5 separate regions of the Homo sapiens genome follow, and regions 2, 3, 4 and 5 are each linked to region 1. The links are chromatin loops, found by intact Hi-C in ENCODE. Cell type or tissue: CD4-positive, alpha-beta T cell. All regions are shown on one strand. Region 1 overlaps LOC107984515 (a long non-coding RNA gene). Region 2 has its middle 100 kb from the start of DCD. Region 3 has its middle 7.9 kb from the start of PPP1R1A. Region 4 has its middle 53 kb from the start of NEUROD4. Region 5 has its middle 17 kb from the start of OR9K2.

Region 1 (5,000 bases):
AGGGTGAATGAATATGGGGTTAGAGATTAGAGGTAGAACATGAAAACATGGGTTATTGTGAGAAAGGGGCAGGAGGTCACAGATTGGAGGAAGGGGCAGATTTTTTTTTAAGAGCCTAGGTTCTTCTCTCACCTCCACAAAGGGGAGGCGCTGAAGTCTGAGGCCACTCTACCAAAGTCAGACTGCACTCGCTGTCCACAGGAGACTGGAGACCCTGGTGCGCGGTGGACACAGGTCAAAGCAGAAGAGGGTGTGGGGCAGAACCCAGCAATGAACTGCAGAACGATAGACCAAGGTTTCTGGAAAGATGTTAAGTGTTTCCTCAGTGTAGTGTCAGTTAATCAGAGGAAATGGGACAACTGCGGCCTTCTGATCAGAGGGATATCTGCAGGTGGCGAGATGGTCCATGTGGCACCCCAGAGTATGTTCCGCGCGCGCAGGAGTGTCAGATCCAAGGAGAGTTCTCTCTGTTAGGTTTGAGAAAGAGTAGGAGGAAGAGGTGGAGGAGGAAAAGAGAGAAGAGACACTGAATCAGAGAGAAGCAGAGAGAGAATCTGAGGGAAATGATTTACATGCAAGAGAAAGTGAAACTGAAGTGTAACCACCCACCCAAACTGCAAAAGGCAACTTCTCTTGTCCACCCACTGGAGGAAACATCTCATCTTTCTCAGGCACCTGGCCTGGCAACACTCATCCTGCTCCCATAGCCTGTCCTGCCTCCCTTAGAAGGTAGGAACAACTGAGAAAGTGGGAGTGAAGGAGATTTAAATGACTTAAAGTGCTCCACAGCTACATATTATAATTTTCCCTATACTTACACTGAACCTGTCCCTTTTGACCTATGCGTTAAGGAGTGAGAAGTAAAAAATCCTGTCCTTTAGGCCTTACTCTGCTTCTTTTCTGGGTTTCAGAGTCCTTAAATGTAAAATGAGGAAGTAAAAATAAACTGTCTTTAGGGTTCTTCCCAGTGTAATGTTTTATATTTCTAATAATACTATCATTTAATGAGTGAATACTCTGCGAAAAATGACTAATATATCTTAACTTGAATCCTGAAAACAATCTCAAAAGTGGATATTGTGATCCATAGATGAATTAAGTAAGATTGTGTCTCTTTCTGACTTTTCCCACCCTGCAAACCTCTGTCTTCACAGATGAACCCCCAACCTGTTACACAGTCATACATCACTTAGTGACGGGGACATGCTCTGAGAAATGCGTCCTTGTGTGAACATCATAGAGTGCATTTACACAAACCCGGATGGTATAGCCTACTGCACGCCTTGGCTATATGATGCAATCTATTCCTCCTCGGCTTCAAATCTGGACAGCATGTTACTGTACTGAATGCTGTAGGCAATTGGAACACAGTGGGAAGTGTTTGTAGCTCTTAACACATCTTAACATAGAAACAGTACAATAAAAATATAGTATAAGAGATAAAAAATGGTACACCTGTATAGGACACTTACCATGAATGTGGCTTGTAGAACTCGAAGTTGCTCTGGGTGAGTGAGTGAGTGGGTGCAGGTGACCGTGAAGGCCTAGGACATTACTGTACATCACTGTAGACTCTATAAACACTGGACACTTAAGCTACACTAAACTTACTTAAAAATATTTTTCTCTCTTCATTAATAAATTAACCTTAACTTACTGTAATTTTTTTATTTTATACAATTTTAAATTTTTGACTTTTTTGTTAATAACACTTAGCTGAAAACACACATTGTACAGCTGTACAAAAATATTTTATTTATATCCTTATTTGATAAGCTTTTTTAATTTTTAAATTATTTTATTTTACTTTTTAAACTTTTTAAAAAAATTATGACACAAATACACACATTACTTTTGGCCCACACAGGGTCAAGATAATCAATATCACTGGCTTGCACCTCCACATCTTATCCCACTGGAAGGTCTTCAGGGGCATGGAGCTGTCATCTCCCTATGAGGACGATGCCTTCTGGAAGAGGTCCTGAAGGACCTGCCTAAGGCTGCTTTACAGTTCACTTTTTAAACAAGTAGAAGTAGTGCACTGTAAGACAACAATAAAAAGTATAGTGCAGTAAACACATAAACTACATAAACTATACATAACTATACATAAACTATACATAAAAGTATAGTGCAGTTTAGTATATGTATAGGTACAGAGCACTATACATAAAAGTATAATGCAGTAAATACATAAACTACATACAAAAACTGTTACTCCAGTAACAGTTGTTTATTATCATTATTAAATATGTACTATACGTAGATGTATGTACTCTACTTTTATATGACTGGCACGCAGTGTTTGTTTACACGAGCAATCAACACAAACATGCAAGTAAACGTGAGTAATGCATTGTGCTACCACATTACCATGGCTACGACGTCACTAGGTGATAGGAATTTTCCAGCTCCATTATAATCTTACGAGACTGTGGTATATGCGGTCCATCCTTGATCAGAATATTGTTATGCAGCTCAAGACTGTACTCCTAATGACCACCAGGTGGCAGCCTATACCCATTCTTTAATCTCACAGTTACATAGGTGGAAATCTCAGATTAGCCCACTGCCCAGGAGGTTGTCTAACCCAGACTGATGAATTAACCCAATTATGGAGTATCTGGACAACCCCTGTTTGTCTGATTTGTATCACAGGAGATTGAACGAATTTAGGAGCTGAATAAGCAATCGAAGATTTCTTCCTTTTATTTTTTTGGATTTCTTTTTCGTCTTTGGAGACAGGGTCTCCCCAGGGCCCAGGCTGGAGTGCAGTGGCACAGTGATGGCTCACTGCTGCTTCGACCTCCTGGGCTCCAAAGATCTTCCAACCTCAGCCTCTCGAGTAGCTGGGACTAGGCACCACCACCATGCCTGGCTAATTTTTTTGTAGAGACAGGATCTTACTTAGTTGCCCAGGCTGGTCTCAAACTCCTGGGCTCAAGCAATTCTCCCCCCTCAGCCTCCCAAAGTGCTGGGATTACAGGTATGAACTACCACCATGCCCGGCCAGATTGCTCATTTTAAATTAAACAGTTTTCAGGGTTGAATAGAATTTCAAAAGGTTAAGGAGTAAAAAGTAGTCTGTACTCACAGAGAGATTTGAGTGAGCATAAATACCAAGATGGAAAAGTATAGGGTATGTTTGGGAAAAATCAAGTAGCTCAGCATGGCTATACTGTGAGTTGTGTTATGAGAAAGAGTGAGTGGAACCTAAGATAATTAACCTAAATTAAGTTTAGATCTAAGAAATCTTGAATACCATATTTTGGGTTATGAAATTTGTTTTAACTTTAACAGTTTTCCTTTGAAATAGAGAACTTCTGTACACCTGTCACTCTGACTTAAAATTGTTAATATTTTGCTTTATTATAATGTATTTTTTCCCAACATTTTGAGAATCAGTTGTAGATATTATGCCCCTTTGCCTCTTAAAATTAAAGACAATAATTTTCATAACTATAGTATAATTATCAAAATTTTAAAAATAACATTGATACAATCATCTAGTTTACAGACTTTATTGTTTTCCAAATAATATGTAGGATCACACACTGCATATAGTTTTCATGTCTCTTTTGTCTCCTTAAATCTGAAATTCTTTCTCTACTTTTCTTTATCTTTCATGGAAATTGAATTTTTTTCCTTTCCAATTTTTGTTTTAGGTTCAGGGGTACATGTTACATGGGTAAATTGGGTGTTGCGGGGTTTGCTGTACACATTCTTTCATCACCCAGGTAATGAGCATAGTACCTAATGGGTAGTTTTCTGATCCTCACCCTCCTCCCACTCATTACCCTCAAGTAGACCCAAAGTTGCTTCCTGCTTTGTGTCCATGGTGTACTTGATGTTGATATTTTTAAAGAGTATAGTCCTTCTATTCTGTAGAGCATCTCTCAATTTGATTTGTCTGCAGTTCATGTGATTCAATCTGCGTTAGACAATTTTGTCAGGATTACTACATGTGATGATGTCTCCCCAGTGCATCACATCAGGAAGTATGTAGTATCAGTTTTCCTATTATTGGTAATATAATGTGGTATTCTTTTTTTCCACTGTAAATTTATAATTTTCCTTTTTAAATTAAAAAGTACTTTTAAATATTTTCAAACTATGTCAATATCCTATTCCTTATTAAGCTTTCAACTCTCACCTACTAGTTTTGGTATTTTATCTTCTTAAGAGTTGGGAGTCATCAAAAATATATTGAGCTGGATAGGATAAAATCAGAACCATGTTTAGAAATGTCACCCTAGAAACTGTGAGTGTGTGATTTTACTATCTTCAACTCTGACACATTGTAGACCTTCCTTTTTTTTTTTTTTTTTTTTTTGGTTTGTTTTATTTTTTGAGATGGAATCTCGCTCTGGCTCCTAGGCTAGAGTACAGTGGTGCGATCTCAGCTCACTGCAACCTGTGCTTCCTGGGTTCAAGCAAATCTCCTGCCTCAGCCTTCCGAGTAGCTGGGATTACAGGCGCCTGCCACCACACCCAACTAATTTTTGTATTTTTAGTAGAAACGGGGTCTCACCATGTTGGCCAGGCTGGTCTCGAACTCCTGACCTCAAGTGATCTGTCCGCCTCAGCCTCTCAAAGTGCTGGGATTACAGGTGTGAGCCACCGCACCCAGCCTAGGCCTTCCTTTTGTCTGGGACTCTGGTACCCAAGTTCTGACCTGCTCCAGGTAATCTTTTAACCTTGAGTCTAGCACATACGAATCTTGGTAGATTGGTGATGTCCTCCTATCAGGCCAGTGCAGCCCAGGCTCAGATCACACATTTTGGATGGATTTGTTCCTTTGGGCAGATTCCCTTGTGCAAGGAACAACCAGCACAATCATAAGTGCAGAGACCTAACAGCTCTGGATTAAATTTGGAAAACATTAGAATATGGGAGAAAAGAAACATACATTAAGCTCTTCCAACTCACCCATCTCTCTTCTGGTTGTTTCTCTGTACATCCTCTCGTGTAAATCTCACAGCAACCCTTCAAGGCAGGCA
Region 2 (5,000 bases), 240 kb before region 1:
ACAAAAATCAACTCAAGATGGATCAAAGACTTGAATCTAAGACCTGATACCATAAAAATTCTAGAAGATAATGTAGGAAAAGGTCTTCTAGACATTGGCTTAGGCAAAGAGTTCATGACCAACAACCCAAAAGCAAATGCAACAAAAACAAAGATAAAGAGATGGGACTTAATTAAAACAAAAAACTTCTGCACAGCAAAACAAATAATCAGCAAACAGACAACCCACAGAGTGGGAGAAAATATTCGCAAACTATGCATCCAACAAAGAACTAATATCCAGAATCTGCAAGTAACTCAAAGTCAGAATGAAAAAAACAAATAATCCCATCAAAAAGTAGGCTCAGGACATGAACAGACAATTCTCAAAAGAAGATATGCAAATGGCCAAGAAACATATAAAAAAATGCCCAACATCACTAATGATCAGGGAAATTCAAATTAAAACCACAGTGTGATACTACAGTCTTGTAAGAATGGCCATAACTGAAAAATAAAAAAAATTATAGGCGTGGATGTGGTGAAAAAGGAGTACTTTTTCACTGCTGCTGGGAATGCAAAATAGTACAACCACTGTGGAAAAGAGTATGGAGATTCCTTAAAGAACTAAAAGTAGAACTACCATTTGATCCGGCAATCCCACTGCTGGGTATCTGCCCAGAGGAAATAAGCCATTATATGAAAAAGATACTTGCACATGCATGTTTATAGCAGTACGATTTGCAATTGCAAAAATATGAAACCAGCCTAAATGCCCACCAATGAACGAGTGGATGAAGAAAATGTGATATTTTATATATATATTATATAATATATATAATTCCATGGAATACATATATGAATTCTACTCAGCCATTAAAAGGAATGAAATAATGGCATTCACAGCAACCTGGCTGGAGTTGGAGACCATTATTCTAAGTGAAGTAACTCAGAAATGGAAAACCAAACATTGTGTGTTCTCACTGATATGTGGGAGCTAAGCTATGAGGACGCAAAGGCATAAAAATAATATAATGGACTCTGGGGACTTGGGGGAAGGGTGGGGGGGCGTGAGAGATAAAAGTCTACACATTGGGTGTAGTGTACACTGCTCGGGTGACAGGTGCACCAAAATCTCACCACTAAAGAACTTATCCATGTAACCAAACACCACCTGTTCCCCAAACTGTTGAAATAATAATTAAAAAAAGAAACTAAATTAGTGTTACTCACAAGTAGAGGCCTGTTAATATCCCAATTTTCTATATAGCATCCTGGGATCTGACCAATCATAAACTCGTAGCATATTCCTCTTTTCTGGGCAAGAGTGATGGTGAGGGGGATTGGGACTCTTAACCTTTATTTTTTCTCCTGTTATCCCATGTGTTTAACAAACTTATGGTCAGCTTCTTGGAAGAATAATAGTTAAAATTTATTGATCACTTACAATATGCCAGGCACTATTCTAAACAATTTACATGTACAATTTAGCTTGATTCTCAAACTCATCTTTTGAATTAAGCATTATTATTACCTTTATTTTTTAGATGAGGAAAATGGGGCCAAGAGAAAGTTTCATAACTTGTCCAAGATCTTCTAGTTGTCAAGTTGGGATTCAAACTCAGGCAGCCTGGCTTAGAGCCTGCACTCTACCATTATTCTGATGGCAAAGATGGTAAAGTAGCTGATGCTGTGAAAAAATATTACACATACATTCACTTGAGACCAAACAATTGATTATACATGTTCTTTGATGTTTCCAGAGATGCTTACTTAATATATCCATGTAGAACTGAAATCAGTTAATTCGAACACAGTGCAATGGAGTTTATCTCTGCTGCTTGTTCATTCTTCCTGATTTTACTTTTGGATACAGCGTCTTAAGTTTCGTTACTGCACAGTTTTACAGTGACCTGCAGATGGCAGTATAGCCCAATTTAATGCAATGCCAGTAATAGAAAATGCCCTCTATTGAATGGTTTTGTTTTCCTCCCATTTTCATATCTCCATACAAAAGTTATGTCTCTAAATTGCATATTCTGCACCCTGATCCTACAGAGAAATTAGCTTTTAAGAATATTTCTTTTTTTCCCCAATTACAGCCACATGAATCCTTTCTGGGGAGGGTGGGTGTGGGTGGAATCTGGGTGGCTTCCTCTGCAGCTGCCTCAGACCCTGGGCACTGGTTACATTTTCAGTTTCAGCACCTACGTCAAAAGCTTATTTAGGGAAGGTGATGGATATATTAATCAGCTTGAGTTAATCTTTCTACAATCTATACATATATCAAAACAGCACACTGTACCCCATAGATATATACAATCATTATTTGTCGATTAAAAAAAGCTTATTGGTGAAACACATCCAACTATCGATGGAAATAAAGTGTTTCATTTTTCAAATAATTGCATCAAAAGCACTAATATCGTTACCCCACCCCAGGGATTTACTGAAGCCTCCTTGTTCTCCCTTTGGGTCTATAGATGAAGCTTAAAATTCTGACTTTCTCCCTTCCTGTGGTTCCGGGAATCCTGGCATCTTGATGCTACATTAGTGTTGGTGCTACCTATGGGCACTACCATGGTATCACATTCCTACAGCCTTACTCACCTGTTCTGCTCATTCTGTTTCTCTCTTGAAGGAACTCAAGGATATTTCCAGCATCATGTCATTTACAATTACTGCCATAGCTCCCAAGAAGGTTTTTATGCCAGAAAAATCAAAGAATATTCTGCCTTGGCCAAGCCATTTTTCTTCTAAGCAAGTGCTCCTTAGAAAGATAAATGTGCAAAAGAGTCAAGAAAAGCAAAGCAGCAAGGTTTTTTGGTTTGTGGTTAACAAACTCCTTTTAACAACTGCTTCCTCCCTACTTTCTTCTTCTTCTTCTTTTTTTTTTTTTTTCCGAGATGGAGTTTTGCTCTTGTTGCCTAGGCTAGAGTGCAATGGCACAACCTCCCTACTTTCTTTCCTTGACTGAGGTCTGTCTCTCTCTTGTAGATGCTCATATTTTTAAAACCTCTTAATGGGAGACTGCTCCTGATCCCACATTTCACATTCAAACAAAGGATCTTTTTTTTTCCACCTATACCAGCTTCCACCTTCCTCACTTTCAGACTTTCCTGGCACACGTGGACGCCTCCAGTACTTGCTCCATCATCTGCTGTATTTTAAGCCCTCGCATCCTCATCATCTAGTGTCCCTACTCCTATTTGTCTTTCCAGAGCTTTTCGACTACCTCTTTCTGGGAGGGCCCAAATCATGTTCTTCTTATTCTTTGTTTTACATTTTTACAACCTGTTATTTCACAACCTGTAGCCAGCTATTAAATAGTTATTGGATTAGATTGATTGAACTGCTTATTATCTTGCACGTGGTTCCTAAAGTAGAGATGTCTAGGAAACTGTGATACCAGTAATCCTTATGCACACCTTGGCTATATACTGCTACTGGTAGCTTAAAGGGAATACATTTCCAGATACTCAGTTTCCACATACTCTTTTCTAAAATTTGTTTGCCTGAGAACCAGCCTGTAACCAAGAAATCCTGCTGATGTGTCTTTCCCTTCTCGCTTTTCCAATTATCCTTCTATTTGAAAAAGAAAAGCAAGTTTCTCACCTATGCAGAACGGTGTAGATGCATTACACTGATGCAAAAAAATCTCTAAGACATCAGAGGGATATTTGAAATATGGTGCCAGTGTTAAGAAAGTGAATGACTTTAACGACTGAATAACCAGTCATTTTCCAAATCAAGTGGTGTCTAACTTTTTGTCAACTAATAGACTTTTACTTTTTTGGTAATAGATGTCTATGTGATGTTTCAAACATATAACTTAAAAAGGGTTCAAAGAATTGAGTTACATTGTTGAAAACGTTTATCTATTTTTGTCAACTGATTTATTTGAAATGATATTGTCAGTGCTTACAAATAAAAGTAGGAAATACAAGTAGCTTTGATGCTGAACTCTGTATAATTAAGTAACATTCATTCTTAGCTTCATGAACTAATTGGAGAAAGTCCCATCTATGAGATACATTTCCAATGTTATGTTTGATATTTGTCAGGATTTATAAGTTACATGTACTATTTTGATCAACAGTGAATAAATAAAAATTGTATCAGAAGTAAATTTTTAGCATTTGGAAACTTATGGCAACAGAAAAATTTAAATAATATACATATGTTCATTGCAGAAGAATATGATGAGGTAATCAATAACACTTTCAAGTACAAATATATATTAGGATAAAATTCTGTGGGAGGATAGAATATAAATACAAGTTCAAGAAGAAAAAAGAATCTTCTGAAATTTTTAGCTTTAAAAGTACCTTGTCTTTTAAAAATGTTTGATGGTGGGTGTCAAATTGCTATGGCATTTAGATTCCGCTGGATACATTTAAAAGAGTGAAGTAGCAGTTTTATTTAAAATGTCAGTATTATAATGTGCGAGAAGTTATATCACTTGCAACTATTTAAGCTTAAATAGTTTCTTTAAAAATCTTAAATGCCAATTACAAAATGTACGAGAGGAGATATAGTTTTTCCACATCTTTTTAGGGTGCTTGTGAGTAAATGTTTAGGAATCACTGGGCTGGGCCACAGAGTATCTCCTTTGACTCCAGGCCTAAATGGCCCCCTTCTGCTCTTGCTCAAGATTGAATTTTAGAAGTTACTACATTAGTACAATGACAGTTTAAATCTATAAATGTTAGAGGAGAAAGAGCCAAAGTGAGAATTTCCCCATTGCCTCTACCCACTGAAAACATGTCTTCATACTTGTTCTGAGCTTTGATCATTCAGAGCAGCACTCCTAGAGAATAAGTCAGGTATCAGTTGTCAATAGAAACAGTGAGGAAGGAGTTTGTACAGCAATCAGAGACCAGCAAATGATACTATGAATCTGAGGAATAAAATCAGTGAACCTGTGAATAACAAATTTGGACATGCTTATATAATTTTAGTGAAATACATTCCTTTTTGGGGGGATATCTTATGAAAACTATTTTAATTTGAATGGTAGAT
Region 3 (5,000 bases), 400 kb before region 1:
ACTGGGGAGCAGATGCCTGCTTTTCTCTTGGGGCTGCTCAGCAGGGGAGTGTGTATAGGGGAGTCATTTGAAAGTTATAGCCCAGTCCTCCTTCCCCCGTCCTCCCAGGCTTGGCAGAGGGTACTGGGCCCCAGCCCCAGCCCAAACCTTGCATCCCTCTTGCCAAGGGTTAGCCATTGCTTGTTGCTGTGGCTGGAGAAGGGGTGAGAAGTGAGAAGTCCCTAGGACTGCTGTAACAAAGTGCCACTAACTGGGTGGCTTAAACAACAGAAATTAATTCTCTCACAATTCCGGAGGCTAGGAGTCTGAATTCAAGGTGTCAGCAGTGCCATAGACCTTTAGGGAAGAATTCTGTGTGCCTCTTTCAGCTTTTAGTGGCTCTGGTGTTCCTTGGCTTATGGCAGCATAACTCTGATTTCTGCCTCTATCTTCACACAGCCTTCTTCCCTCTTTTTTTTTTTTTTTTTTTTTTTTTTTTTTGAGACAAGTTCTTGCTCTGTGGCCCAGGCTGGAGTGAGTGCAGTGGTGTGATCTCACCTCGCGGCAATCTCTGCCTCCCGAGGAGCTGAGACCACAGGCGTGCTCCACCACGCCTGGCTATATTTTGTATTTTTAGTAGAGACAGGTTTTCACCATGTTTGTCAGGCTGGTCTCGAACTCCTGACCTCAGGTGATCCACCCACCTTGGCCTCCTAAAGTGTTGGGATTACAGGTGTGAGCCACTGTGCCTGGTCCTTCTTCCCTCTTGTGTGTCTGTGTTCTCTCCTCTTCTAACAAGGACACCAGTCATTGAATTTAGGGCCCACCCCAAATCCAGTATTATTTCATCTTGAAATTGTAATTAATTACATTAGCAAAGACCTTATTTCTGTATTCTGAGATTTTGGGTGGACATGAACTTTTGGGAGACACTAATCAACCTACTACAGATGGTGAGAGTGCCTGACAGGGCAGGGAGATGGTGAGTGCTCTAAGATTAGGATAGGGGGTCCTGCCAGAGCAGGCATAGGAGGCCAGTAGCCTTCTGTCTCTCTCCCCTCCCCAAGAAGACGAGGATGTGTTCAGAATCCCTGGTTGGGGTTGGGCTGGTCTCAAGAGGCCTTAAAGAGGAGGCTACTGGTGGTGAAGACGGGGAAGAGATGGGAGGACCGGTGGTCTAGACTGGAAAAAAGAAGGCTGAGAGGAGGACTTGGAAGGGAAAACTTTGGGTCCCTGTAACTTAGTCCCAGTGGAAGGGGAGACTGTAACGTGTGTGATGAACAATCACAACTTGTCGTATGATGAAAAAATGAAGTTGCATTTTGCTTACATAGTCCAAGATGCATTTTAGTTTCATGATACTTGTTGTTTCCCAGCATTCCTTTATACTTTATTGCGGGGTGGATAGGGGTAAAGTTTTCCTTGCTTCTGGGCGAAAACCCAGGAAAGCCTCTGAACCTTGCTGCTCACTCTCAGGTGAGGGATAGTCTCTATTCAGAAATTAGAACAACCAGGCTAATATATGAATCAAAACCTGAAACCATTTAGTGTCACTTCTCCAGGCTGCTGGGCCCTGCTTCAGTCAGAAGCTTGTGTGGGAAAGCAGGGAGTGAGTGGCTGGCTCTGCTCCACTTCTCTGTCCTGCTCTCCCTCCTGCTCTGCCCCTAGCCCGGCCTTTCCCCCGCCCTCACTAGAAGCTGTTTCAGAGTGAGGTGTGTTGGTGAGGGGTGGGGTGGTGCAGAGCCGACTGGCAGGGGTAGATCAGTTTTGAGATCAGTTGGTACTCAGCCTCCTCCATCAGTTGGTACTCAGCCTCCTCCATCAGCTGATACCACCCTCAGGCTCTTTCTCTGTGTTCTCTGGTGATTATTCTCTGACAGGCGTTTTCCTGGGTCTTCAGGGTTCACCTCACCTGTGTCCCAGGAGTTGAGACTCCTTCCTCAGCTGCTGGGGTCCTTTTGTTCATTGAGGTAGCCCTATTGCACAGGATCCAAGATGGACCCAGGGGAATGCACCTGTCTCCTTCTCAGGGGCCCGTAGCTGGTTCTGCCCTGATTAGGCAAACCCTGTGGTGCAGGGTGTCTCAGTAGCAGCTCTGCTGGAATGCTCACATGTCCCCAGTCCTCTCTCTCCTTCTAAACTTCTGGGAAGTACCCAGACTCCAGAACACTCTGTTCCCAATGCTGGGGGCCACATTCTCAGCTCTTCGGGTAACCCGTGCAGGCATCTCACTGGGTTTGCTGTAAGGGAGTAGGCGCCTCTCTCCTTCCTTGGGAGGGAGGGGATGGGGCTAACAGCAGTTTTCTCCATACATTTCTTCCTCGCAGAATCCTCCCTCTCCTCCATACTATGACCCTCTTTTATATTCTTGATCTGGCTGAGGGGGTCAGAAACTAGTTTTTAAAATTTTTCACATGATGATTTGGTGCCTCGGTTTGAAATTTCCTTTGTTGTATCTTGGTGCCTGGAAATTATACTTTTATATCCTTTTACAAAAGGAACTGGGTTTAAGACTGTGCCAGGAGGGAGGGGTGTCAGGCTCTAAGTCTATACTAGCAACTTCGCTTCTCTTTGTCAGGGAAAGCTGGACACAAAACAAACATTCCATCCCAGAGGTGGAATGGCCAGCAGAGGGCAGCAGATCCTGCTTAAAACCCTGCTTCCCTCCTTGGACTCATTGGTGCTAGATTATTTCATTCAATCTCCAGACGCCACATGTCCCCCAGGTGCTGGGGCTCAGCTCTCATGGCATCTCAATCAGTTCCCTGGCATTAGCCCCACTTCCTGGCTCTCTGCAGTCTAACCACCATTCTTCCTTTTTGAAGTATCAAAAATGAATCAGTCTGCATTGGATGCTAACAGCCGTGTACTAAGCACCTGTGTTGCAATGAGTGCAGAGATCAAAGCCATACTCTCTGCCCTGGAGAAGCCAAGCTGGTGAGGGAGACTTGTGAACAGACACTGAGAGCTGCAAAATAGTAACTGCTGTTGTAGAGGCAGAAATAAGGACTTTGGGAGCATTGAGGAAGGGGCAGCCTGAAGGAACCAGAGAAGGCTTGCAGAGGAGGGCGAATTGGAGTTAGGCTTTTTTTTTTTTTAATTTAAAGTTGAGTAGGACTTACAGGAAGAATAATGTGAGAATAAGGGGGAAGCAGATTGACAGAATTCTGGTGGACAAGGGAGGTGAAATTAGCAAGGGAGGCGGAGAGAGGGTAGCAAAGAGTGGTGGCTACGGCAGTGTTTGGAGACTAAGGGGAGACTGGGGTCTTGGGGGACCCTTGGGGAGACACCTTAGCAGAAGAAGAGCTTCCTTTTCCTCTCCCAGTTTCCAGAAAGAGGGTCTGAGGCTCTGGGGCTGCAAGGATTCTATTGAACTTAGAGGTTATTGGAAGAAATGGAGGGGGATGGGAGTCTTGAACTCTTCAGAGAAGCAACACTTGAAGGATTCGATGTTGTTTAGCTGGGAGAAAAGAAGATTCGATGTTGTGTAGCCGGGTGGGTGAGCTTGGCATAATAGAGGGAGTGAGAGCATGGGCTTTGGATGGAGTCAGTCCGGCCTTGGAACAAATCCTGATTCTTCCAATACTCCAGTGACCTTGGGCTGGTTGCTTTACTTCTCTGATCTTATTTCCTTATCGAAGAAATAGGAATAATAATAATTCCTACATCTTAGAGATGTTTCAAGTATTGAATGGGATAATATACACAAAACTCTTAGCACACTTCCTTGTTAGTTCTCATTAAATGGTATTATTTATTATTAAAATGATTGTCTTTAGATGTTTTAAGGGTTGTCATGTGGAAATAAGAACCCACGTACCTGTGCTGCTCCACCAGGCTGAACAAGTTAGAGGGAGACAAGTTTGACTGGCAGGGAGGCAGAAGGCCCCATCTAAGCCACCAGGGCCTGGAGGAAGCTACCTTATGCAGAAGGAGTTCTCTGCTGATGGAGGGATCCAGGCAAAAACTGTCTGGGGGCTCTTTCCAAATCAATGCTTCAGAATCCTGGGTTGTTCTGAAATTATGCATCAGTCTATAAGTGAAAGATTCTGTGATTCCACTTGAAGGAAAAGGGCCCCTGGGACAGGAGAGAAGGAGCTAACAGGAGAAAGAATAAGTGCTTTGCTAATCTAGAGCCTTATAATCTGAGGCCTCAACTGTTCTGTCTCCTTGGGTAAGGGAGGACTTGCGGAGGGCTCTATGGAGGCTGTCCTGACCCTCTTCCTACCCCCCTGTGAAGGAACTCCATATTCTGTGTAGGAAGTTTGGGAGTGAAGGGGGACATTGTTTTTTTGATAAGACCCTTTCCCACCCCCTATAAAAGAAAGTCCCCATTTTGGAGTCCCCCTACCTGAACATGTGTTGAGAAGGCCTTTCTGCGCTATAGCTTCAGGCTTCTTTACTTCAGGCTTCTTCACTTCAGGCTTCCTCACTTCAGGCTTCCTCTGATGCTGGGTTAGGTTCTGTGGGCAGGTGATCTTCTCCTCACTTCTTCAGGAATCCTGTAGAGGTGAGCGGGGAGAGCACTGGGCTTTTGAGCAAGAAGGCTTCTCAGCCCCTCCCAGCATCCTTTTCTTCTAACCACTCTGGGAAAAGGTGACCCTTATCGGCTGCCCCATCCCTGTGCCCATTTCCATTAGAGGGGAGGACTTTGCTCCCTACCTCACACGGGGGTGGGTGTCAGAGTGAACCCTTCTAGCCTCTCGCTGTTCCTTACTTGCTCTTTTCTAGGAAAAAAAAAGTAGCTAATTTTACTGATCATTCATTCATTTGTTTATTCAATTCACTCATGAATTCAATTCAAATTCATTCATCGAACTTCAACTCTTTGCCCAGTAATTACTGTTCAAGGTACTGGAGAGAAAATAGTGAATAATAATGATTGATACGTTCCCAGGTTTCATGGAGCTTACATTTTTGTGAGGTAAAAAAGTATATAAACAAGTGAATAAATGTAAAAGTAGGAACATTTCAGAGCATAGGAAATGCAATGAGGGGAATAAACAAGGCGAGGTGACAGA
Region 4 (5,000 bases), 80 kb after region 1:
TGCAGAAAGTTTTTGACAGAACAAGATCCCCTCTAGATGAGAAGTGGTACAGTGGAGTGGGTGAGGGCATAGGCTTTAGAGTCAACAGATTTGGGCTTGAAACCTACTTTTCCCACTGTTATTTGTATGATGTTGTCCTTGATTAATTGTACTTTTCTTATTTAGTCCTCAATTTACTGGTTTGAAGCCTGAGGACAATAACAGATTTTCCCTCAAAGAGTTATTAGAGTCAGACAGAGAGCAGAATTCCAGAAAATTGGTAAGGAGTTGGCAGAAGTTAGCTATTATCACAAGCTATCTACAGTTTTGAAAAAAATGACTATGTTTTGTTAGAAATAGGCACAAAAGGGTATATACATATTTGATTTACTGTATTTGTAAAATAAGCCAGGTTGATATGAGAATTTTCCTAAAGCAGATTTAGTAAAAATTTTGTCCAGGAATCATATTTGTGCAAAAATTTGCTACCCTACTCAGAGTAGGGATACTATATTTCATCCTTGAATTCCTGTGGCCTAGCACAGTGTGTGTCTTGATTAGTTTTTTGTTGCTGTAACAGAATACATTATAGTGTATTCTGGGGAAACTTATTAAGAAGAGAAATTTATTTCTTACAGTTCTGGAGACTGGGATGTCCAAGGTCAAGACACTGGCAGGCTTGGTGTCTGCTTCCAAGATGGTGCCTTGAATGCTGCATCCTCCAGAGGGGAGGAACACTGTTCCTCACATGGCAGAAGAGCAGAAGGGGAACCCACTTCCAAAAGCTCCTTTATTGCAACATTAATTCATTCATTAGGACTGAGCCCTCATGACCTAAACACCTCCCATTTGGTGCCACCTCCCAACACTGTTACATTGATGATTAAGTTTCCAACACATGAGTTTGGAGTAGACAAAAACATTCAAACCATAGCAGAGCCTTACATTTAGTAGTCCTATATATGTTGGCTGAAGTGAAGTGAGAGATGGCAAGAGGTACAAAAAGGGATGGTCAGATGCATTTTGTTTTGTCTGGTCCATCATGTTGTACATCACACCACAAACCCCAGTTTCACATAAATGAGCTAGGGTGACCAACCATCCTGGTTGCCCACCTCAGAACTTTCCCTGTTTTAGAACTGAGAAACCTCTCAGGCCCAGGAAAACCAGAATATTTAGTTACCTGACTGGGTTCAGCTTTAATGAGAATCTGACTTTAAGGTCAAGTAAAAGGTTTATCTACTTCTATAGCCCAATATTACTTAAACGTGAGAGATATCCATTCCTTTTATCATCAAAATAAACAAATGAAGTTCAGCCAAAATACGAATAAGGCTCTTGATATCAGAATATCTCCTATTTTGTTGTGGGAAAGGGGGTAGGAAATGGGAAGATACTGAAAGGAGAGTGTTAGGTCAGGGAGAGCTGGAACTAGAAAAAGGTCTGGAGTGATGCAGGATTTTTCTCAGCCCCTTTGTCAGACTAATGACAGGGGTGCCCTGTTTACTTGGCCCACCACACTCAACCCTTTGTGAGAGAGAGCATGTGAGTAAGTGAGTGGGATCCAGCCAGCTGCTTTGGGCACCAGCAGGAGCAAGCTCAGTGTGGAGCCTGCAGTGGTGCCCAGGTGGGGGTGCCTGCCACCCCAAAACCCCAGAGGGCATGTTTGCAGTGCTCTCATAGCTCTGCCATCTGCAGACAGCAGTGTCTTAGCAGCTCGGTTGGCCCGTTGCCTCATTGTGTGGGGTGGCTGCCCTCTGCTGGCAAGGGCAAAGAGCCAATGTGGCAGCCTTTTTTGGGTACCTGCACTCAGTGGGTTCTGAGCTCTTGGATGCTGGACAAGAAGAATGAGGTTAGCCTTGAAGGATGGTGAAGGCGGAGAATTTTATTAAGTGATGGAAATTGTTCTCAGTGGACAGGGGAGCTGGACAGGGGATGGGACAAGCAGGTAGTCTTTCCCCCAAAGTCCGGCTGGCTCTTTCACGAAGTCCAGCCAGCTATTCCCTGAAGTCAAGCCACCTCAGTGAAGTCAAGCTGCCTCTCTTCTCTACTGACTGAGTCTGGGGTCTTTATAAGCACAGGATGGGAGTGGGGGCAGGCCATAGGTAGTTTTGGAAAAGGCCATGTTTGACTGGTAAAAAGACATTACTCAGAAAGAGCCAATTGGGAGAGAGTGGGCAAAGAGGAATGGAAGTTCTCACTTTGGGCTGCAGGTCTCAGGCCACTTTGGCATGAAGGTGGGTTTTCACCGGGGACCCGCCCCGTCTGCCTAGAATTTCTCTGCCTCCTGCCTCTATCAGGAGGACCTAAGCAAAAATTTTGCTCACTACTTAGTTTACATATTTTGTTATTCCACCGTATCATTTCTCTTAGAAATAACAGTCCCTAGAGGATCTGGGATAGAGAAAGGCCACAGTGAATGTTTATAATACTGTGAAGGAGCTGCCCTGGAAACTAAAAGATCAGGTTCTAATCCTGGTTCTGTCATGAACTATTTTTGACCTTTGATAAGTCGCCTACATTTTCAGAAATTCAGTTTCCTCTTTGGACTCTGAAGGAAAATGTGGGCTCAATTGATCAAAAGATCCTAGTTCTTTGTAGATCGAATACTTAGGATTTAATAGGAACATCCTCTCAGAAGCCCATCATGACTTTTCACCACTGACTAGGCCAAGTATTGATGGTGCTATCATGGGGATGTGCTGCCACCTTGCGGTAGTTTGAGTTGTCCGCATGCACTAGTTTACTAGGAAAATCTCTGATTTATTTTCCTACAATATGTTGTTATTTTCACCCAAAGGAACACATTCTTTTAAAATTTGGAATCCTTAGGATATCTTCATTTACTTAGATTTTTTTGTAGCAATATTTTGTAGTTTTAAATGTAGAAATATTAAACATCCTTGATAAAATTTATACCTTTATTTTGATATTATAAATGGTACTTTTAATATTAAAATAAATTTAATTTTACAATTTCTGTTGTTAGTATATAGTAATAAATTGATTTTTATATATTAATTTTGTATCCCAAGATTTTTTTAGATTTATCTTTCGGTTTTAGCAGTTTTTTGAGGGTGGTAAGGGGGCTAGATCCTTAGGATTTTCTATATGCAAAATTATGTAATTTTGAATAAGGAAATTTAAACTTCTTCTTGACCAATCTGTATGCCTTTATCTTCTTTTCACCATTGAATATGATGTCAAAAGGTTTTAGTAGACAACACTAATAGAATGCTTACTGTTGTTTCTGTAGTCTTATAAAAGTATGAAATACATTAATCTTATTTATTTATTTATTTATTTATTTATTTATTTATTTTTGAGATGGAGTCTTGCTCTGTCGCCCAGACTGGACTGCAGTGGCGTGATCTCAGTTCACTGCAACCTCCACCTCCTGGGTTCAAAAAATTCTCCTGTCTCAGCCTCCCAAGTAGCTGGGACTACAGGAGCATGCCACCACGCCTGGCTAATTTTGGTATTTTTAGTAGAGTCGGGGTTTCGCCGTATTGGGCAGGCTGGTCTCGAACTTCTGACCTCAGGTGATCCACCCACCCTGGCCTCCCAAAGTGCTGGTATTACAGGCATGAGCCACTGCGCCTGGCCACATTAATCTATTTAATCATCATAGTCCTCTGGGATATGTACTATCATTGTTCCTGCTTTAAAGATGACGAAATTAAAGTTTAAGGAGGTTAAATGTCTTACCTGAGGTCATCAATGACAGAGCTATCAAATGGAGGAGCTGGATTTTAAACTTATTCATTATGTTATTCTACTGCTTTATGCTTCTTCCAAGAATTCTTAAAAGTTACATTTATTGTGGTACAGTTTCTTAGGCTTTGTTTATCTGAGAATATTTTTATGATATCCTTACACTTACGTTATAAAATTTTAGATTCTAACTTCTTGACTCAATTCTTTCAGTGCAACCTTTAAGAAATCAAATGGCAACATCATTCTTCTTTTAAGATCATCTGCTGTTTATTTCTGAAGGGTTTTCCAGATCTCTCTGTATTGTAGATATTTCTAATTTTTTCTATAACATGTCACTGTATTTTCTCCTTAAGTGTCATGTTTAGTCTTCTGTGTTCCCTTTTTGTTTGAAATTGTTCACATATGTATGTTTTATGTATAATTCTTACAAATTTTCAATCAGCGTGGCTGTTCTTAAGCATGTTTCCATTCATGTTTGAGCTAGGGATAAAAATAATGAGATGGTGAGGGACTTCCTAAATTTAAAATAAACATCTATTCATCTAAAGATCATGGAATTCTATTTTTTTTCCCAATTGCTTTGATAAAAAGCAAACAACATGAAAAAGTTATTGGCAGGTTGAAAAGTCTAACAGAAAACATTTGCTTAAAGCTGGTCTTCGGCTCTTTGTTTCCACTTTTATGACGATTAGGAAGCACCTGGACTAAGCCGGCAAGGCACCATGCCAAATGGAGCAGAAACAAGTTGCTCAGAAATTCATTAAATTTACATCTTAATGAAAACTATTTTCTGCCTAGAAACAGTATGAATATAATAAATCCCAGTGGGGAGATTCTGGGTTTGTTGGATAGGACTGAAAATGAAGAAAGTTTTTGTGTTGTAGTTGCAATTGTTAAATGATGAAAGAGAAGTTCTAAGAGCACTAGTGATTGGGAGACTAGGAGACATGTTTTTTCTATATGTAGAGTTCCAATTCAAACCCCCTAAATGATTCATAGACTACTTGACATTGTCTATAAATCACTAACCAGTGACTTTTATTGGGTTTAACTCATCTTCTCCAACTTCTAAAACTGAAGAAGCTTCTGGGCAATCTCAATTGACAAAATTATTTAGCCACCTCTTCTAATATTACTTCTAAAGGATATATTTAACATGAATAACAGACCTTGGATTCAATTAATAAAATGATTTATTCTTCATAATTAAAAAAGAATAATCAATTTCTTTTTTTAATTTTAATTTTTATTTTAAGTTTCAGGGTACATGTACAGGCTATGCAGGTTAGTTACATAGGTAAACA
Region 5 (5,000 bases), 150 kb after region 1:
AAAAAATCACTGTACAAAAATAGGTATCATTTTAATACACTAACAATATTCAAGTTGAGAGCCAAACCAAGAATGCAATCCCATTCACAATAGCCACAAAAGGAATAAAATACCTAGGAATACAGCTAACCAGGGAGGTGAATAATCTCTATCACAAGGATTACAAAACACTGCTGAAAGAAATCAGAGATGACACAAACAAATGGAAAAAATTCCATGTGCATGGATAGGAAGAATCAATATTGTTAAAATGCCCATACTTCCCAAAGCAATTTACAGATTCAATGCTATCCATATCAAACTACCAATGATATTCTTCTCAGAATCAGAAAAAACTATTTTAAAATTCATATGGAACCAAAAAAGAGCTCAAATAGCAAGGCAATATTAAGCAAAAGTAACAAAGTTGGAGACATCAGGTTATTCAATTTCAAACTATGTTACAAGGCTACAGTAATCAAAACAGCATGGTTCCAGTACAAAAACAGACACATAGACCAATGGAACAGAATAGAGAGCCCAGAAATAAAGTCATATGCCCACAACCATCTGATCTTTGGCAAAATAAACAAAATCAAGCAATGGGAAAAGGGGTCCCTATTCAGTAAATGATGCTGGGATAACTGGCTAGCCATATGCAGAAGATTGAAACTGGACCCCTTTCTTATACCATCTACAAAAATAAATTCAAGATGGATTAAAGACTTAAATGTAAAACCTAAAATTATAAAAATCCTGGAAAATGAAAATAACCTAGAAAATACCAATCTGGACATAGGCCCTGGCAATGATTTCATTACAAAATGCCAAAAGCAATTGCAACAAAATAAAAAATTGACAAATGGGACCTAATCAAAGTAGAGAGCTTCTCCACAGCAAAAGAAACTGTCAACAGAGTACACATACAGCCTACAGAATAGGAGAAACTATGCATCTGACAAAGTTCTAATATCCAGCATCTATAAGGAACTTAAACAAATTAACAAGCAAAAACCAAATAACCCCATTAAAAAGTGGGCAAAAGACATGAAGAACACTTTTTGAAAGAAGACATACACATAGCCAATAAGCATATGAAAAAATGCTCAACACTACTATTAGAGAAATAGTAGAGAAATGCAAATGAAAACCACAATGAGATACCATCTTATACTAGTCCAAATGTCTATCACTAAAAAGTCAAAAAATAGATGCCAGAGAGGTTGTGGGGAAAAGGGAAGGCTTATTCACTGCTGATGAGAATGTGAATTAGTTCAGCTATCATGGAAAACAGTGTGGCAATTTCCCAAAGACCTTAGAAGTATCATTTGACCAAATAAATAAATAGAAATATATAAAAAAACATGAAAAATTTCCTTTCCTTTAAACACGTTAGCATTGGTAAGAAAAAGAAACTAAAATATATGACCAGATTAAAAAATAAGTACAACTTCTAGAAACAAAAAAAAGTAAAATTAAAAGCTTAATAGTAAAACAAAGTTTACCTTAAAATTGAAAATGTAAATACAGATGAAGGATAACTGAAGAAAGAATTAGGATACTTGAAAAAAAAAAACAGCAAAAAGAGACAGAGATAGATGATACCAATAGTGTTAGAGAGTCTGCAATATGTCCAGTGGAAATGATGGAATTAAAGAAAGAGAATATGGGTTGGTAAAATGATGCCAAACAGAAGGTACACTACAAAAAATGTACCATAGTGAAAACGCACAATACCAAAGACAAAGAGAAGAAGCCAGAAGGAAAGACAAAATAAAGATAAGTTTAGTAAAGGAAAACTTAGACTGATGGCTGAATTCCCAAAAGAGATGAAACTGATTGTATTATCTCAATAGATGCCGAAAAGGCACTTGATATAATCAGAAAAATGCAAAAATAAGTCCACAATGAGATGATGCAATATCATGACCATAATTGTATAAAAACATTTTAAAATATGATTGCTACCAGCTACTGGCAAGGATATCAATCAATGTGGCATGTAATATGATGATGATAGGAACTAAATGATTTGTTATTATCTTCTAAAATTAAGAAATGCCCTATGGTTCTGCATAGTTTATGCATATATATGTGTGTATACATATGTATGAAATATATTACATATTCATCAAATGCTTAACATTTTAACAGAATATTTATTCTTGAGCTCACATATTCTTTTTAGGGTAATCATCCCTTCTGATACACGTATGTTTAAAGCTGCATTGGTAAATGATACTTGCTCATAAGTTTTCCTTATTTATTTATTTGAAATCCTTTTTTTTACCAATTTGAAATGCTTTCCCCCACAACAGATATACAACATTAGGTGTAAAGCTATTTGTCTCAGGGCATTGATGTTATCATACCACTGTTTTCTGACTCATATGTATACACACATATATATGCATAAACTATGCAGAACCATAGGGCATTTCTTAATTTTAGAAGATAATAACAAATCATTTAGTTCCTATCATCATCATATTACATGCCACATTGATTGATATCCTTGCCAATAGCTGGTAGCAATCATATTTTAAAATGTTTTTATACAATTATGGTCATGATATTGCATCATCTCATTGTGGACTTATTTTTGCATCTTTCTGATTATATCAAGTGCCTTTTTGGCATCTATTGAGATAATACAATCAGTTTTATCTCTTTTTCTATTAATGTGGTGAATTATATTAATTGGTTTTCTAATATTAAACCAACTTTACATTTCTGAGATATAATCAACTTTTTCATAATGCACTACACTTTTTTACATTTTAAATCCTATTTTAACATAACAAAAAAGTTTCAAAATGTATTTTTTTCCCCTTAAGAGTAAGGATCTTGTTGTGAAGTAAATGGTGTGATCCAGGATGTGCGGAACTGCTCAGGATTTCTGGGTAGTTGTGGCTCCAGAAGGAAATCCTGTACTCAATTGTAGTTTGCTGCCATCTGGTGGCTGTTGTCTACTGCCATGAAATCTAAAGATTCTGGGTACTGTAAAGAATGGAACTTCGAGCACAATGGTAAGAAATCTAACTATTTCCAAGAAACCTGGTTTTCATCCCCACCATATTACCCTGAGCAAGGAAGATTGGTTGAAAATAAATGGAATTGTGCGAGCCACCCTCTAACTCCTTGTTTCCCAAGATAAAGTTGTCTGACACTGTCTGCCTTGTTTTCCCTCCCCTCCTTTTGTTTTTTTCCCTCACTGAAAATAATTCCTGTAAGATTTCATCCCTGTTCCAGAAAAGGGATGAAGAGAAAATGGAAAATATTTGCCAGTAACATTATATCTGAACTTGTCTTATTCTGAGGTGCATTTTCATGGAGTTTCACTGAACTTCATTTATAATTGTGTATATGTTCATCATCAAGACAGAACATTATTTATTTTCCTCATAATAACCATGGCACCTTTTGGACTCAAGCTTGTATTACATCATTAAAAGGTGAAGTTTTTCTTCTTTTTATTCTAAAGAGGTGGTTGAAATTTTCTGCTCCTTGAAGGTTTGCAAAAACTGACAAGATGCCATCTGGACAAGTGTTTTTTATGGGAAGAGTTTTGAGGAATGATTTTAGTGGTTAACAGAAGGGGTTATAATCAAAATATTTAACAGCTGTTCAGTAATTGATATATACAAATGCTTATATATCAATACGTAAATCAATAAAAAGTCCCTTTTATGATCTTAGTAAACTGCTTAATGAATGATAAAATTTTTAGCAAATCTATTGATTTTTACAAATTATTGGGGGAATCTTTGGATTTACATCTTACCACTAAATACTGTCTGAGCCACAGTTTGATGTGAAACAACTAGACTAGACCAAACCATTACAAAAGTTGTCCCATTAAATGAAAAGTTATCACATGATGTGGTGTTCAAAAGAATTTTTTTCAGCAAAATTTCTATAGTGCTGAATTCTCTTCAAATTTCTGATAACTATTATCAACATTTGAAGTTTTCTGGCTCCTTTAATGCTCTCTGATATTTTTTATATTCAATAACTCCATTATTCAAGAAGACAAAATCATTTTTCCACTGACATATTTAATTAGATGATTTAAATTTATTAATGTTTTTTATTTTCTTTCTTTCTTTTCTTTTTCTTTTTCTTTTCTTTTCTTTTTCTTTTTCTTTTTTTTTTTTTTTTTTGAGACAGCATCTGGCTCTGTCGCCCAGCAGAGGTGCGATCTTGGCCCACTTCAAACTCCACCTCCTGGGTTCCAGCAATTCTCATGCCTTAGCCTCCCAAGTAGCTGGGATTGCAGGCAGGTACCACCTCGCCTGGCTAAATTTTGTATTTTAAGTAGAGACTAGGTTTTGCTATGTTGGCCAAGCTGGTATGAAACTCATGGCCTCAAGCCATCTGCCTGCCTTGGCCTCCCAAAGTGTTGGGATTACAGGTGTGAGCCACCACGCCCAGCCTGTTTGTTTACTTTTTATTCAAAAAAGTATGCAAATGTTCAATAGAGTTTCTTATGCAATAGTTTGAAAGAACTTAAAAGTTCACTACATGTTTTTTACTGTTGTCTAAATCAATTTTTTTGCTTTTCTTTACATTTTAATTTTTAATTATTTTATCATCAAATTATTGATCATAGTTTTTATTTATTTTATGTTGGTAATTTTTATTTATTGTATATAAAAATAATGAAATAAAGTTCCTTGTTTTGCAATGAAAGTGTATTAGTCAAACTTCTCCAGAAAAGCAGAGAAACAGCAGGATGTATATAAATGAAGAGATTTATCATGAACAAATTGGCTTATTCAAATCCCTATAAGGTTGTCCTGAAAATATTTATTATTAAAACCAGTTTTTTAACATCAAATATAAATTTTGATACGGTATTTTAGGTATTGTGCTTTCCAAATTAGTGAAATTCACAAAAACTAATAAATGATCTTCTAAATCCCAAATTTTACATTTTAGATAAGTTATTTAAATTTTTAAGGTTAAAAAATAAAGATTTTTTGATAATAAGTAATGTGTCCATGATTTATATATTTTTC

The links. Hi-C counts contacts between places; a loop is a spot of excess contacts. Peaks named below come from ENCODE experiments on the same cell type or tissue, not always from the same donor. Only the 100,000 strongest peaks of a DNase experiment are listed, where the experiment ranks them.
Region 2: it touches region 1 in a loop (2.7-fold over the local background); 7 of 110 quality-filtered maps call a loop at or near these places.
Region 3: it touches region 1 in a loop (2.2-fold over the local background); 2 of 110 quality-filtered maps call a loop at or near these places.
Region 4: it touches region 1 in a loop (11-fold over the local background); 107 of 110 quality-filtered maps call a loop at or near these places.
Region 5: it touches region 1 in a loop (9-fold over the local background); 52 of 110 quality-filtered maps call a loop at or near these places.

What each region holds. Positions count from the first base shown.
Region 1 is chr12:54,990,917-54,995,916 of GRCh38, forward strand. All of the region lies in intron 1 of LOC107984515 (a long non-coding RNA gene), which reads left to right. Among named protein-coding and RNA genes, the nearest start is that of TESPA1, 8.7 kb to the left of the region's middle. RefSeq lists enhancers at 297-486, 1,147-1,196. In CD4-positive, alpha-beta T cell, CTCF peaks have their summits at 2,494 (motif pointing right) and 2,698; DNase peaks (open chromatin) are centred at 605, 1,235 and 2,455; H3K4me3 peaks cover 1,241 bases; H3K27ac peaks cover 1,555 bases.
Region 2 is chr12:54,747,493-54,752,492 of GRCh38, forward strand. No RefSeq gene overlaps it. Among named protein-coding and RNA genes, the nearest start is that of DCD, 100 kb to the left of the region's middle. In CD4-positive, alpha-beta T cell, CTCF peaks have their summits at 1,894 (motif pointing right) and 2,096; a DNase peak (open chromatin) is centred at 1,899.
Region 3 is chr12:54,594,022-54,599,021 of GRCh38, forward strand. No RefSeq gene overlaps it. Among named protein-coding and RNA genes, the nearest start is that of PPP1R1A, 7.9 kb to the left of the region's middle. In CD4-positive, alpha-beta T cell, CTCF peaks have their summits at 2,572 (motif pointing right) and 2,778; a DNase peak (open chromatin) is centred at 2,610; H3K27me3 peaks cover 197 bases.
Region 4 is chr12:55,070,562-55,075,561 of GRCh38, forward strand. No RefSeq gene overlaps it. Among named protein-coding and RNA genes, the nearest start is that of NEUROD4, 53 kb to the left of the region's middle. In CD4-positive, alpha-beta T cell, CTCF peaks have their summits at 1,742 (motif pointing left), 2,733 (motif pointing left) and 2,947; DNase peaks (open chromatin) are centred at 1,720 and 2,670.
Region 5 is chr12:55,140,524-55,145,523 of GRCh38, forward strand. No RefSeq gene overlaps it. Among named protein-coding and RNA genes, the nearest start is that of OR9K2, 17 kb to the left of the region's middle. In CD4-positive, alpha-beta T cell, CTCF peaks have their summits at 2,920 (motif pointing left) and 3,122; a DNase peak (open chromatin) is centred at 2,918.